2 separate regions of the Homo sapiens genome follow, and region 1 is linked to region 2. Evidence: chromatin contacts called from ENCODE Hi-C or POLR2A ChIA-PET data. All regions are on one chromosome and are shown on one strand. Each heading gives the region's core, a stretch centred on a gene start or an enhancer-like site at or near the end of the contact. The rest is flanking DNA. Distances are from core to core; before and after follow the strand shown. Region 1 overlaps LOC105377144 (a long non-coding RNA gene). Region 2 overlaps LRIG1 (leucine rich repeats and immunoglobulin like domains 1).

Evidence for each region. Hi-C counts contacts between places; a loop is a spot of excess contacts on that map. ChIA-PET counts read pairs that join two places held with the same protein, here RNA polymerase II (POLR2A).
Region 1: a map of breast epithelium shows a loop between it and region 2 (3-fold over the local background). The contact joins two enhancer-like sites. A Hi-C loop is called at or near these places in 2 of 168 maps with a recorded cell type or tissue (breast epithelium and heart right ventricle). POLR2A ChIA-PET finds 5 or more read pairs at or near these places in 3 of 52 experiments (GM12878, MCF 10A and activated CD4-positive, alpha-beta T cell).

Annotation. Positions count from the first base shown.
Region 1 is chr3:66,794,732-66,800,573 of GRCh38, reverse strand. The region is part of intron 2 of LOC105377144 (a long non-coding RNA gene); the gene reads left to right. Among named protein-coding and RNA genes, the nearest start is that of KBTBD8, 200 kb to the left of the region's middle. RefSeq lists an enhancer at 1,743-2,293. Within about 2 kb of position 2,158, at least 5 of the 41 ENCODE cell types and tissues checked have a DNase peak (open chromatin) inside an H3K27ac peak, as active enhancers do; they include breast epithelium, where a contact is called at or near this core.
Region 2 is chr3:66,397,465-66,403,719 of GRCh38, reverse strand. LRIG1 (leucine rich repeats and immunoglobulin like domains 1) reads left to right here. Exons shown (of 19, transcript NM_015541.3): 10 at 4,679-4,750; 11 at 5,537-5,608. Among named protein-coding and RNA genes, the nearest start is that of LRIG1, 100 kb to the left of the region's middle. Within about 2 kb of position 1,664, at least 8 of the 41 ENCODE cell types and tissues checked have a DNase peak (open chromatin) inside an H3K27ac peak, as active enhancers do; they include breast epithelium, where a contact is called at or near this core.

The DNA.
Region 1 (5,842 bases), core at 909-3,408, 400 kb before region 2:
TGCTAGACTTTATACAAGGGGCAGCCCAGTAGCTTTGTTTACACCAGCCTCGACACAAACATGTGAATAATGCATTGCACTACAATGCTAGGATGGCCATGACCTAACTAGGCAATAGGAATTTTTCAGCTTCATTATATTCTTACGGGACCACCGTCGTATAGGCAGTCCGTCATTGACTAAAATGTTGTCATGTGGCACATGACTATATATAAAGAACTGTCAAAACTCAATCATAAGAAAACAATCCAGTTTAAAAATGGGCAAAAGGTTTGAACAGACACTGCATTAAAGCAGATCTACAGATGGCAAATAAGCCCATAAAAAGAGACAAAACCCTGTTAGACATTAGGGAAATGAAATAAAAACCACAATGAGATTCCACCACACGGGTACTGAAGTGCGTTTTTAAAAAACTGACAATACTGCTGACAAGGATACAGAGCAACTGGAACTCTCATATATTGCAGATCGGAATGCAAAATCGCACAGCCACTTTGGAAAACACTTTGGCAGTTTCCTAGAAAGTTACACATACACTAACCATATGACCTAGCTATTCCTCTCCTAGGGAAGAATAGTTTGACATATTCATTATTTTTTTCTCTATATATACATTTTCCCCTTACTCTTCCCCTCATTTAAGCAGGTAGCAGGTTCTGGGCTTCTGAGCCCCAACTAAATTTTGTGGCAGAGCAGAAAGCAGAGTTAGCCTGTCTTTTTAAGGGCAGAGGCAAAGAGGGTAGCAGTTGAGAGTGGGCTTGGAGAGGCATGAAGAAGGGTCCTATGGGGCCAGCAGGAAGAAGGACCAGGGTTCAACTTCCTGGCAGCACTCTGAGAAGATGGTAGAATCCCAGAGAAAAATGGCTCCATGGAGCATCTCAGGCAGCACAGCAAAGGAGTTCTAGTCCCCAAACTTCACACCGAAGAAGCCACCATCTTTGGAACCAGCCTCCGTGGATGATGACAATGGTAAAGCTTTGTGGCTATCTGGCTGTGTGACCTTGGAAAAAGTCACTTAATATCTCTAAGCCTCAGTTTCCAAAATCAGTGGAGAGGAGGAGGTGAACCTTACACCCGGAGCTACCATGAATGGTTGGGCAAACCATACTTTGCAAGCATGGTAGCTCACACCTGTATTCCCAGCACTTTGGGAGGCCGAGGCAGGCAGAGCACTTGAGGTCAGGAGTTCAAGACCAGCCTGGCCAACATGGTGAAACCCTATCTCTACTAAAAATACAAAAATTAGCCAGGCGTGGTCGCATATGATTGTAATCCCAGCTACTTGGGAGGCTGAGGCAGAAGAATCACCTGAACCCGGGAGGCAGAGGTTGCAATGAGCCGAGATGGCACCACTGCACCCCAGCCTGGGTAACAGAGTGAGACTCTGTCTCAAAAAAAAAAAAAAAAAAAGAATGCCCTGCCAAGGGGGCACAGAAAAAAACAAGTCCAGAAGTCCAGCCTTTCCTCCACTCATCAGCCCTGAGTCCTGGGACAGCGTTGGGTCATTGCTTTCCTGGCCCACGTAGAGAAAGTAGCGTGGGCTACCCATGGCCTTCACTGTAGCTGCACAATACAGCTTTGATATTGTGTAATTTGAATTTTTTCCCCTCTAAATGACTATTTCTAGCAGTCTCTCTGAAAAAAAAAAAAAAAAAAACTTTCATAAATATATTCCTTTTCCCCCCAAACACACACGTACATAAATTTCATTATAAGAAAGTTTTTACCATATCAGGTACAACCTCCAAGCACCCCAAAGATATCTGCAAAGTAAGACTATTTCCTTTTTTTCCACCCTAATTTATTGATACAACAAATGAACAGGGAGATTTGTCCAGCCAATAGCAAATGAAATTGGATAGTAATCCACCTTCAGGTTTCTGGGTAGCAGGCCTTGAGGGAAACTGAGGCTACAGGGGAATTTCAGATCCAGCCAACGTGTCTCCAGGAAAATATGCCCTTTTAGTTCTGTTTCTGAAAACCACACTGACTGTCTCAAGCTGTGGGGATCGGGAAACTGTTGATTGCCTCCTTCCAGAAGGCCTCCTCCCTCACTTGGAGAAACAGTTCTGAAGTTGCAACAACTCCGCTCAGCTGGAGTTTCTCAGAAGCCCGGCATTCACCCATGACTGAGTCCTGACGGAGCGCTCTGTGGGGAAGCCAGGCAGCGAACACATCCTGGGGAAATCATTGTCCTGCCCCCTGCTTGGCCGCGGAAGGCGGACACCCGGTTTCAATGTTGTCTTTGTTACCAGCTCCAGTAGGCGCTCTGATGTGCATTTTAATGAAAATGGGACACCTGCGGCAGCGCTCCCGATCAACAGCAAGGAGGGAGAAACCCCAGATCTGGACCGGAGTCCTGGGGATCCCCTTTCAAAAGGCAGCCGGGCATTCCAAAGAGGCTGGGAAGAAACAGCCCTTTATCCGCATCGGGGGGCCCCCTGGCGTGTCGCCGGGACCCTCAGCGGCGTGTCCCCCACCTCCTCCTGGCCCCCTCACAGGGCTCCCAGGAGCAGCCGTAGGAGCGGCCTGGGATATTTTTTCTATCTTCCAGCCTGAGCTACACGAGGCAGTTGAATTAGAGTCATTACTGTAATTTAATTTCTCCAAATTCAGAGCAATTTTCTTTCCAAATATATCAGGGGCCAGCAAAGGTTCAAAGAATTGGAGAAACCATTCCAAATTCAGAAAGGTTAAAAGAAAGACCAGTCATAGGGTGAACACTACTACTACTATCATATTTCATAATAATTGTATATTATACAACTGAATGTATTATATGGCACGTAATATATATTATTACATATGACAATGTATAGTAATAATCCCATAAAGATATATCACAGTTATCATAGTATTATATATTTATGTATAGACACATAATGTGTCTAACATTCCACCCTAATTTATTGATACAACAAATGAACAGGGAGATTTGTCCAGCCAATAGCAAGTAAAATTGGATAGTAATCCACCTTCAGGTCTCTGGTTAGCAGGCCTTGAGGGAAACTGAGGCTACAGGGGAATTTCACGTTGAGCCAACGTGTCTCCAGGAAAATATGCCCTTTTAGTTCTGTTTCTGAACACCACATTGATTGTCTCAAGCTGTGGGGATCGGGTCCTGTCTATATTATGTATAGACACATTATACATAATGTGTCTATACATAATATATAATATACTATGATAGATACGTTGTATATATTAGGTAATATATATAACATTCAAAATGTTCAAAAGTAATTTTGATAATGTTAAAAAAAATTGGAGGATCAACCCAGAATCAAAGTTTTAAGAGGAGGAAGAGACAGAGGGTGAAAAAAAATATTATTTTTATAATTATTTTATGATAATATAGACTTAACATATAGTTACACGGAATATTGTGTATCATATAATTATTGTTTTATATGATACTATAAGATATAACTACATATTTTTATTATTACTAATATTGTTGTTGAAGATAACATCGATTGCTTGTCAGATGCTATGCTAGACACTTTCGAGGCATTATATTATTGAATTTTCACAATAGCCTCTATGATGTAGGTACTATGGGTTTTGTATCCCTTTAAAAAAATATAGTTTTATTGAGATATAATTCACATACCATACAATTCACCAATTTAAAATATACAATTCAGTGGATTATATTCAGTGAATATATTGAAGTATATCACAGAGTTTGTAGTCATCACCATAGTCAATGTTAGAACATTTCATCACCCAAAAGGAAATCCCATATGCATTAGCAGTCATTTCCCCGTTTCCCCCTCCCTACAACCCTAGACAACTCTGATCTGTTTCCTATCTATAGATTTGCCTGTTCTGGGCATTTTATATAAACAGAATTACACAATATGTCATCCTTTGCATCTGACTTCTTTCACTGAGCATGTTTCCAAAATTCATCTATGTTGGAACATGTATCAGTACTTCATTCTTTTTGATAGCTGCATAGTAGTCATTGTATGGACATACCACATTTTGTTTATCCACTCATCACTTAATAGATATTTGAGTTGTTTCCACTTTGGGGCTATTACAAATAACGCTGCTATGAATACTTATGTGCAAGTTTTTATATGGATGTATGCTTCTGTTTCTCTTAGACATTCTGTGTTTCACCCCATTTTACAGATGAGGAAATTGAGGTTCAGAGATGCTACATAACTTGCCCAAGGTCACACAGCCTGTGAATGCTCTGAGAGTCAAACTTAGCTCTGTGTAATGCTCTTAGTTACTCTGCTCTGTTGCACTCCATTTCATCAGAGGTTAAAATATGGAGGGCAGAGACACCCATCCCTCCTGGGTCTCTGGAGAGGTACTGAAGAAAAACAAAGCAGGAAGAGTTTCTGTTGCAGCTGAGAATGAACTTTCTCCTGTTAAGGGTAGTTAGTTAAGCCTGGAAGTGATTGCCAAGAAAGCAGTGAATTCCCTTTTGGGGATGAAAGATCCTCTGTGGGGTCTTTCAGACACAGCAGGGATGCCTCACTCCCAGGAATGGGGTTTGGCTCAAGCCTGTCCAAATGGCAGCCCTCATTCTGCGTCAGGTGCCCAAATGGTATGAGAGGGGCCAGGCCGCATTTCAGGCCTCTCTCACTGCTTCTCACCCTGACCCCACCCCAGCCCCCCAAGCCTGTTTCCAGGGTCTTGTCTCCACACGAGGTCCCCTAAACCTCCTCCCCATACGGCTGGAGCCCTGACCTGTCCTGTTCCAGTTCCCTCCCACTGTGGAGGCAACAAAGGGAGATGGCCAAAGCCTAGCTAAACCAGGGCTGGGGTTGGGTGTTGGTGGGGGAGAAAGGTGATGCAGTGCAGGGAGGGAGGGAAGGATTGGGGGAAGGTCCCAAAAGGGCCCAGGAGCCTCAGATTACCCAGGGCAGGGCAGGGCATCGGGAGAGAACCCACAATGCCTCCCCAGGGGAGATGTTGTTCATCCGAGCTCATGGTTATAAAATGAGACCTCTGTGCCTATGTGGCTGATGAAACCAGTGCCGTTTGATATATTTCAACAGAGCATGGGGTTTTTAAAAAACAATCCTACCATAAACATCCTGAATCCTAAAATTGTTATTGTACCAGTCATAGAAAAAGCAAAATCCACTTTTTTTTTGGTGTGGGGGTGGTGCGGACCTAGTCATGAAATGTAGTAGAAACCATTTCAGTTTTAAAGTCAGTGAAGCACCTGTCCCCCATCTGGCTATATGAGCCTGAGCAATTTTCTTAACCTTGCAGACCCTCAGTTGTTTTCACACATAAAATGGGAATAATAACAGCAGTACCTGCCTTTCACAGTTTCTGGTGCAGGATCAAATGGACTTATGCAGCTTTCCCCAGTGTACTTAGCAACCACACTTCTACAGGTTATTGTAATGTGAGGAGCACACACAGACTGGTGATTTGGGGGAGCAGTCATTTAAATCAAGCTAAATAGTTTCCATTCTGACACGACTTCTCCGAGCATTTAATGTATTGATCTTCATCAAGAATATTGAAGAAAGATCCCATTCTGTTGCATTTTGCAAATCTATTTAACCACAGAAATCTTGATATAACATCCAGCGTAGAGACTGAAAGCTAGCGGTCCATGGGCCAAATCTGGCCCACAGATGTAGAGTTTTTTGGCCAGCACAGTTTTGCCTTTCAAAGTTTCCCGTATTTAAATATAGTGAGATTTCACACATACATCACAAGATTTCACATAAAAATTAACTTTCAGCTTCTCTTGAAAAAACCTAAAGATTAGGACAAACTGGGTCCTCATTTTCACATGGTGACACTTAACCAGAGTGGGTGGTCCACCCAGGCATCCAGTTTGCCACTCTTGAGGGTC
Region 2 (6,255 bases), core at 415-2,914:
CTGTCTCAATACAGAAGGCCCGTGAGGTGTGCCTGGCCCTGGGTCGCCTGGGCTTCCAGTGCTGCATGAGTCCGCCACTGCCTTCCTGAGTGCCCGCCCTCTGTGCCCTGGTGCTTTCTCCTTTGTCCCCCTGCTGGACTAGGCTCAGCTCTTCCACCTGAGCCCCAAGAGGTCAGCCCAAGCCCCTGCTTTCCTCACTCACATAATGTTGTTTGTAGTGAGCTGGTCCTGAGACTCCTGGGAACTTGTTAAAATCGAAGCCTCACCCCACCCAGCCACTGAGTCAGCATCTTGGGGCTGGAGACTCTGTGTATGTTTGAAAAAGGGTGAGAGAGAAAGACATGCATCCAAGTGGGGAAGCTGGGACAATAAATAAACAAGAATTCCTTAATATGATTAAATATATGCAATCACTTATTTAAGTGTGATGCTATCATGGTTATGTGGCAAAAGAAAAAAATGAATCATTTTCTTCTTGGATAAAGAAAATGGTATGATGCCTATGATTTGGATTCCATAAACTCCTGCTGGGTTTGAGAACGGGCAGTGGCTAGAGGTAGAGATGAGGTGAGATTGGCACGACCGGAGGAGGATTGGCACTGTGTCACGGGCACTTGGGGTTCAGGATACTACTCCGTCTACCTAGCATGGTATGTGCAAATTTCCACATTGAAAGGGAACCGGAGAAGTAAATGCTTCTCATATGATCATGGTACACAGGGCTATGTAAAAACTGCTGTGTTTGGCCTATCACAGGTGTTGAGTCGATGTTTGTTGAATGAAGGGAGGGACAGAGGAAGAACCCAGTGCCTCTTTGGTCCCCTCCCCACCCGCCTACTCAGAACATTCCAGGAAAGTTCTGCGCTGTGGCCCTGGCTGAGAGAAGTGACCACAGACAGCACTGTGTTGCTCTGTGGGAGTGGCCCAGTGCCGGCCTGTTAGGATCCACTGAGAAGTGGGGTGCGTGTTAGCACAGAGAAGAGCCGCCCCTCTAGAGCAGCTGATCCGTCCTGTGGGGAGTGCAGCCAGTGCCTGAGTCCCTTCATTTGGTGTGGGTTTGTTTTTGGAGAGCTCAAGGAGCTTGTGTTCAGGGTCTGCCCTAGGATGGGAAGGTAGAGACCCCTGCCTTCGCTGAGTTACTCAAGGACCTTGGGTCCTTCCCACCATGCAAGAGGTCAGACCTAAATTAAAATGTTTTCCAAGAAAGGGAGATGTGAGTAGCAGAGCCATAAACGGCCTCTCTGTGAATTTGGGGTGGATGCTGACCTGCCCTTAATTTTTCCAGCTTACGCACACAGCTGTGTTGGAGAGTTCCTCACACTGGAGCTTCCCAGCAGGGTGGGAATGTTCCTAGACCCCAGCGCATGCCTTTCTTCCTAACTGGTCTGGGATTCTGCTGTAGACCCACTCCAGGGCCTGTTTCCAAATGGTTGTGCGGTTCCCGGGCTGGGGCCTGCACGATGGCACAGAGTCAGTACGCGGGAGGGAAGGGAGAATTTCTGGATCCCAAATTACAGGCAGAGAGGAGCAGTTAGTGACCTGGGTATGCGACTTCCTGCCCAGTGGTTCCAGCTGGCTCCATGGCATTCCTCGGAGGGAGGGGCAGAGTCCCACACAGGGCACATGGGAAGGGGCATGTTTGGGGGATCTTGCAGAGCTGATGTGAGCGCAGCCTCCATCCCTGCCTATGTGGGGGCCGGGCCTGCAGTGGAACTCATTGTGTGTGTGGGTGGGAAGCGGGGGCTAGTGCACATGTCGCGGCTACTTCCAAGGACATGAGTACAAGGACCCATGTGAGCATTGCCCCCAGTACCTGCCACTTGATTTGGCAAGCGCTAACCAGGCCTTTGGAGCTGTTGGCTGGGTTGGCCAGGAGATGGATGGGAGGTTTGACAGGTGACTCCCGCAGGTCGCTTTCTGTTCCAGGTTGGTGCTGGGGAGGTCAGGCCAGGTGTTCCTTCTGAAAGGGAGCCCGGCTGTGGTACAGAAATAGTGTCCTCCCAGCCCATAATCCCGCCTCTCCTTTCTCCTGGCAGCAGCCTTTTATTAGAGCCATCCCAGTCTGCTGGCTGCAGCTCCCCGTCCCAGCCCCATATGTCTGCTGGGGGAAGGTAAGGACCCTGCCTAATCTACCAACAAGATGATTAGCCCCTGCATAATTGAGAATTTGAGAATTTATTTTATTGCTATTGTCACCGTTAAAAATAACAGCCTGCCCTCATTGTAAAACAGGTCAATGTGACTAATATTTAATGGATGAAATAAAGCGCAGCTTTTTCCTGGATCTCATTTACAGGAGATTTCACTAAACAGTTCAATGCGTTTTTACTGGGACCTGGGGCACACAGTGCCTGGGCGGGGGGATCTGAGTAAGAGTAGAAGTTGGCAGTGCTCTCTGAAGCGCTCGGGGTGCAGTGCCCCATGAGCTGTTACTTGCTGGCGAGTTTTGTGGTTAAAGCGCCTAAGTTAGCATGGCCATCAGCTTTTCTGTGTGTTTGGTTTATTTGTTTTAAAATAAAAGTTTCAGACTGAAGAGAGGTGTGGAAACGCTTTCAGAATGCGATTGTTTTCACATTCATGCAGACGGCCTGAAAGAAAGAAAACGCAGAGGGTCTCTGGCCCGTTTGCCCCTTCACCGTCCGGAGGCAGGAAACAGAGCTGGCTTTGTCTGAGGGCTGAGCTTGCAGTTAGTGCTGGGGTCATCCTGAATGGTGGCCCCCAGGGAGGGAGTCTGTTTCTGATGAAACGGAGGGTCAGGCAGCCCCTGTGGAGTGGCTGCCCTGGAAGCTGGCCACACGGACTGGTGGTGCCTCCCTCTGGCTCTGCTGTGAGCCTGTGTTTCCAGGAGGCAGCCTCCTGGTACCTGCCCAAGCGGTTCCCAGGAGGCCTGTTGCAGTCAGGAAGAAGCAGCGGCCCGTGTGGTGGGCAGGTCCCAGGCTGCCCTGCCATCTTTGGTTTGCTTCAGGGCTTATATTTCCTTTCTTTTCCTCCTTTCAGGAAGGGGCTGGGGCTTCTTGTTTTCCCTTATGGGTCCCAGTCTTAATGCAGGCTGAAGGTGGAGATGGCTTCTAGTCCGGTCTCTTCCCCGATGCTAGGTGAGATCCTGGACCAAGAGTCCCCTTCCCAGTAGGGGGCTGGGCCAGATGGGCTTTCTCCAGGGGCTTCCTCTCCTGCCCACCTGCACCCCATTGCCTTGGACAGACCTGTTGACGCTGAGAATCACCAGGAGTTGGCTCCCAGCAATCGGTATTCTTAGCCAGCCTGTTAGATCCTGGTGTACCTTAAGATTGACAAGTCCACGAAGCTGATGGTCAGCACTGCCTTTGGTTGTTCCCTGGTAGTCTCCTGTGCCATCAGGATTAGAGGGAATGCCTTTGGTGGGTTCTCATCAGAGAACATGATAACGGGGAGGGGAAAACTCGATTCTCTTCATTCCCAGTGTCCACCCTAGGGGCTTCCCTGCAGAGAGACAAGCTTCCCTTTAGATCACACAGTGTGGTGGAGGAGGCACTCATTTCTTCCATGTGTTCTGCAGGGGCGCAGACTTTGGTTTCTGGGAGAACTCTTAACAGTTACTGCTAAGGCTGGGATCAGAGTTGCCTGGAGGCAGGAACCCCTTTTTATGAGCAGGCAGTCCAGGAAGGGGACAGGCACTAGCGATAACGTTGGAGGTTGGCCCACTGACATCATGTAACGTCTGGGGTCTGGCTTAAGAGCCAAAGCACTGGGGCATCTCCTGCAGGCCCTGAGGGGTCCCTCTCGTAGGCAGGGACACAGCTCACCATGGCTGTGTGCTGGCTGCCAGGACATCTCAGGTGCAGACAGCTGTGGAGCCAGCTTGATGGATGCCTATTTTACTGTCCTCTTCTTGCCTCTTTTGGGAAGCTTTATTCCCAGAATGCACTTTTCAGAAGTGGGTGGCAGTTTGGGGGTTTTTGTTTGTTTTTTGTTTGAGACAACATCCCGCTATGTTGCCCAGGCTGGAGTGCAGTGGCGCAATCATGGCTCACTGCAGCCTCCACCTCCTGGGCTCAAGCAATCCTCCCACCTCAGCCTTCTAAGTAGCTACGACTACTGGTGCGTGTCTCCATGCCCGGATAATTTTTTAGTTTTTGTAGAGACAAGGTTGCCCTATGTTGTCCAGGTCTCAAACTCTTGGGCTCAAGTGATCCTCCTGCCTCAGCCTCCCAAAGTGCTGGGATTACAGGTGTGAGCCACCATGCCCAGTCATGGTCAGCAGTTTTAATTCCGAAGATTTTTCTTTCCTTTTTTGACTCAGCTTCCTCTCACTGAAACCATAATCAGTCTCATCTCTCCATCACTAAACTTCACCACCCAAGGGTTGGTGGTCCTTGGAGAGAGACTGGGCCAGACAAGGTGATTTCTGCCTAACACTGGGAGGGGCCTTTTTTAGGCCAGACGGCACATGCAATTCCAGCCTATCATCACTATTAAATTCTAATAAAGATAAAAGTATTTCATTTCAGAAAGGGGAAGGCCTGCGTGCCTCAAACCCGTAATCTCAGCGCAGGTCAGCTTTCCACCTGCCCCTCACTGGACAGACTTATCAGGTAGCACTACCTTAATTGTGTGTTTTCTTTTTCTTTTTCTTTCTCTCAACCCTTCCTGTTTCGCTTTCCTTCCCTGGCCTTAATTTCTGGATGTTTGGAAACTACAGGACTCTGTTTGGAAACAAGATCAAGTCTGTGGCTAAGAGAGCATTCTCGGGGCTGGAAGGCCTGGAGCACCTGTGAGTATCTCACCAGCCCTGCCCTGAGGCACAGCCTGCTGAATGCGGCTGCCGGGGAGTTCTGCTAGCAATTTAATCGCATCTTTGTAAACTGAGAAACAGGCTATTTGGAAACACCAGCTGCTTCCTTCTCATTATGTCAGCTTCAGCTTTGGCCTTTATGTTGCCTATGCCAGGAACAGTTACAGAACATATGGCCAGTGGATGTGCTCCCAGTTAATTCAGTTGGTATTTGGATAAATACCCTCCCCCCTCCTGCTGCGCAGCCTAACCCCTGCACTGGCTCCTTCATGGACCCCTGGCCTCATTGCCTCTTCCACCAACGCGCTTCCTCCTGGCCAAGCCTGTTGCCTCCATTAAAGCAGCTTAACAATGCAGAGTAGGTGCTGGGCTGAACCAGTTTGGTGTGGTTGCTTCTGAGACCCTGGGAGGAAGGGAACAGAGCCACCCGAGACAGTCATGCTGTTGCCATCTGGGGAGGATGCCTCATGTATGTGATTCTTAGTTTGTTTCCTCTTTGAATCAAGTTTGACTCTAACTCTGTTGGGAAAGGTTTTGCCTTGCTGAGCAGGCCTCAGCCCAGCTTTGATGGTGCCCTAAGGCTGGCTTGGCTCCTGAGTCATTCCATGGGCTTGTGTTGCGATTTGGGAAACAACAGCCACTTATAGTAGTTAGGACACAGGTCTGGCTAGTCCCTGTGGGTCATCTGTGAAACCAGGACTGTCCTGAAAACCCCTCAGGTGTACCTAGGGTTTCTTTGCATAAGTAATGTATGTTCTGTTTCAGGAACCTTGGAGGGAATGCGATCAGATCTGTCCAGTTTGATGCCTTTGTGAAGATGAAGAATCTTAAAGAGCTGTAAGTATCTGGATTCCCTGGGTCTGATTAATGGTAGTGGAGACTTTCAGAGTAAGAAACTTCTGCAATTGCATTATGCTCACTTGTTAAAAGTTCACATGGTACATATTTTGGATTTTGTGGGCCACAGAGTCTCTGTCATGACTACTTGATTGCATCATTGCAGCAGAAAGCAGCCATAGACATTACATAAGCAGGTGGGTGTGGCTATGTGCCCATAAAGTCACATTGACAGAAGCAGGCAGTCGGGCCGCAGGCTGAAGCTTGCTAACCACTATTCTAGGCAATGTGAAATATACTCTCCTCTATAAAGTGGATAATCACCCCTTCAATTATGTCAGGGCCAAGTTTTCATCTTTTGGGCTTGCTTACGATAAAGGCCTGTGTTGAGAGGGTCTACTTCAGAGCCTGGTGGGCTGTGAGCAAGGCAGAGCTCTGGAGGGGATGGGATGCTTAGGGGTGCAGTGGTGTCTGCCCATACCATTTCCAAGCTTTCTGGGCACGGTTCACAGGTGGTGGTGCTGCCACTGTGGACTTGGACTGTGGGCTCTTGGGTGACAAGGTTGGAAAAGCTTCCCTGTATCCTACTCTGGCAGGGGAGCTAGTCTGGGTCCTCAGGTGTAACACCCAAGTTTTCCTTTCTGGTT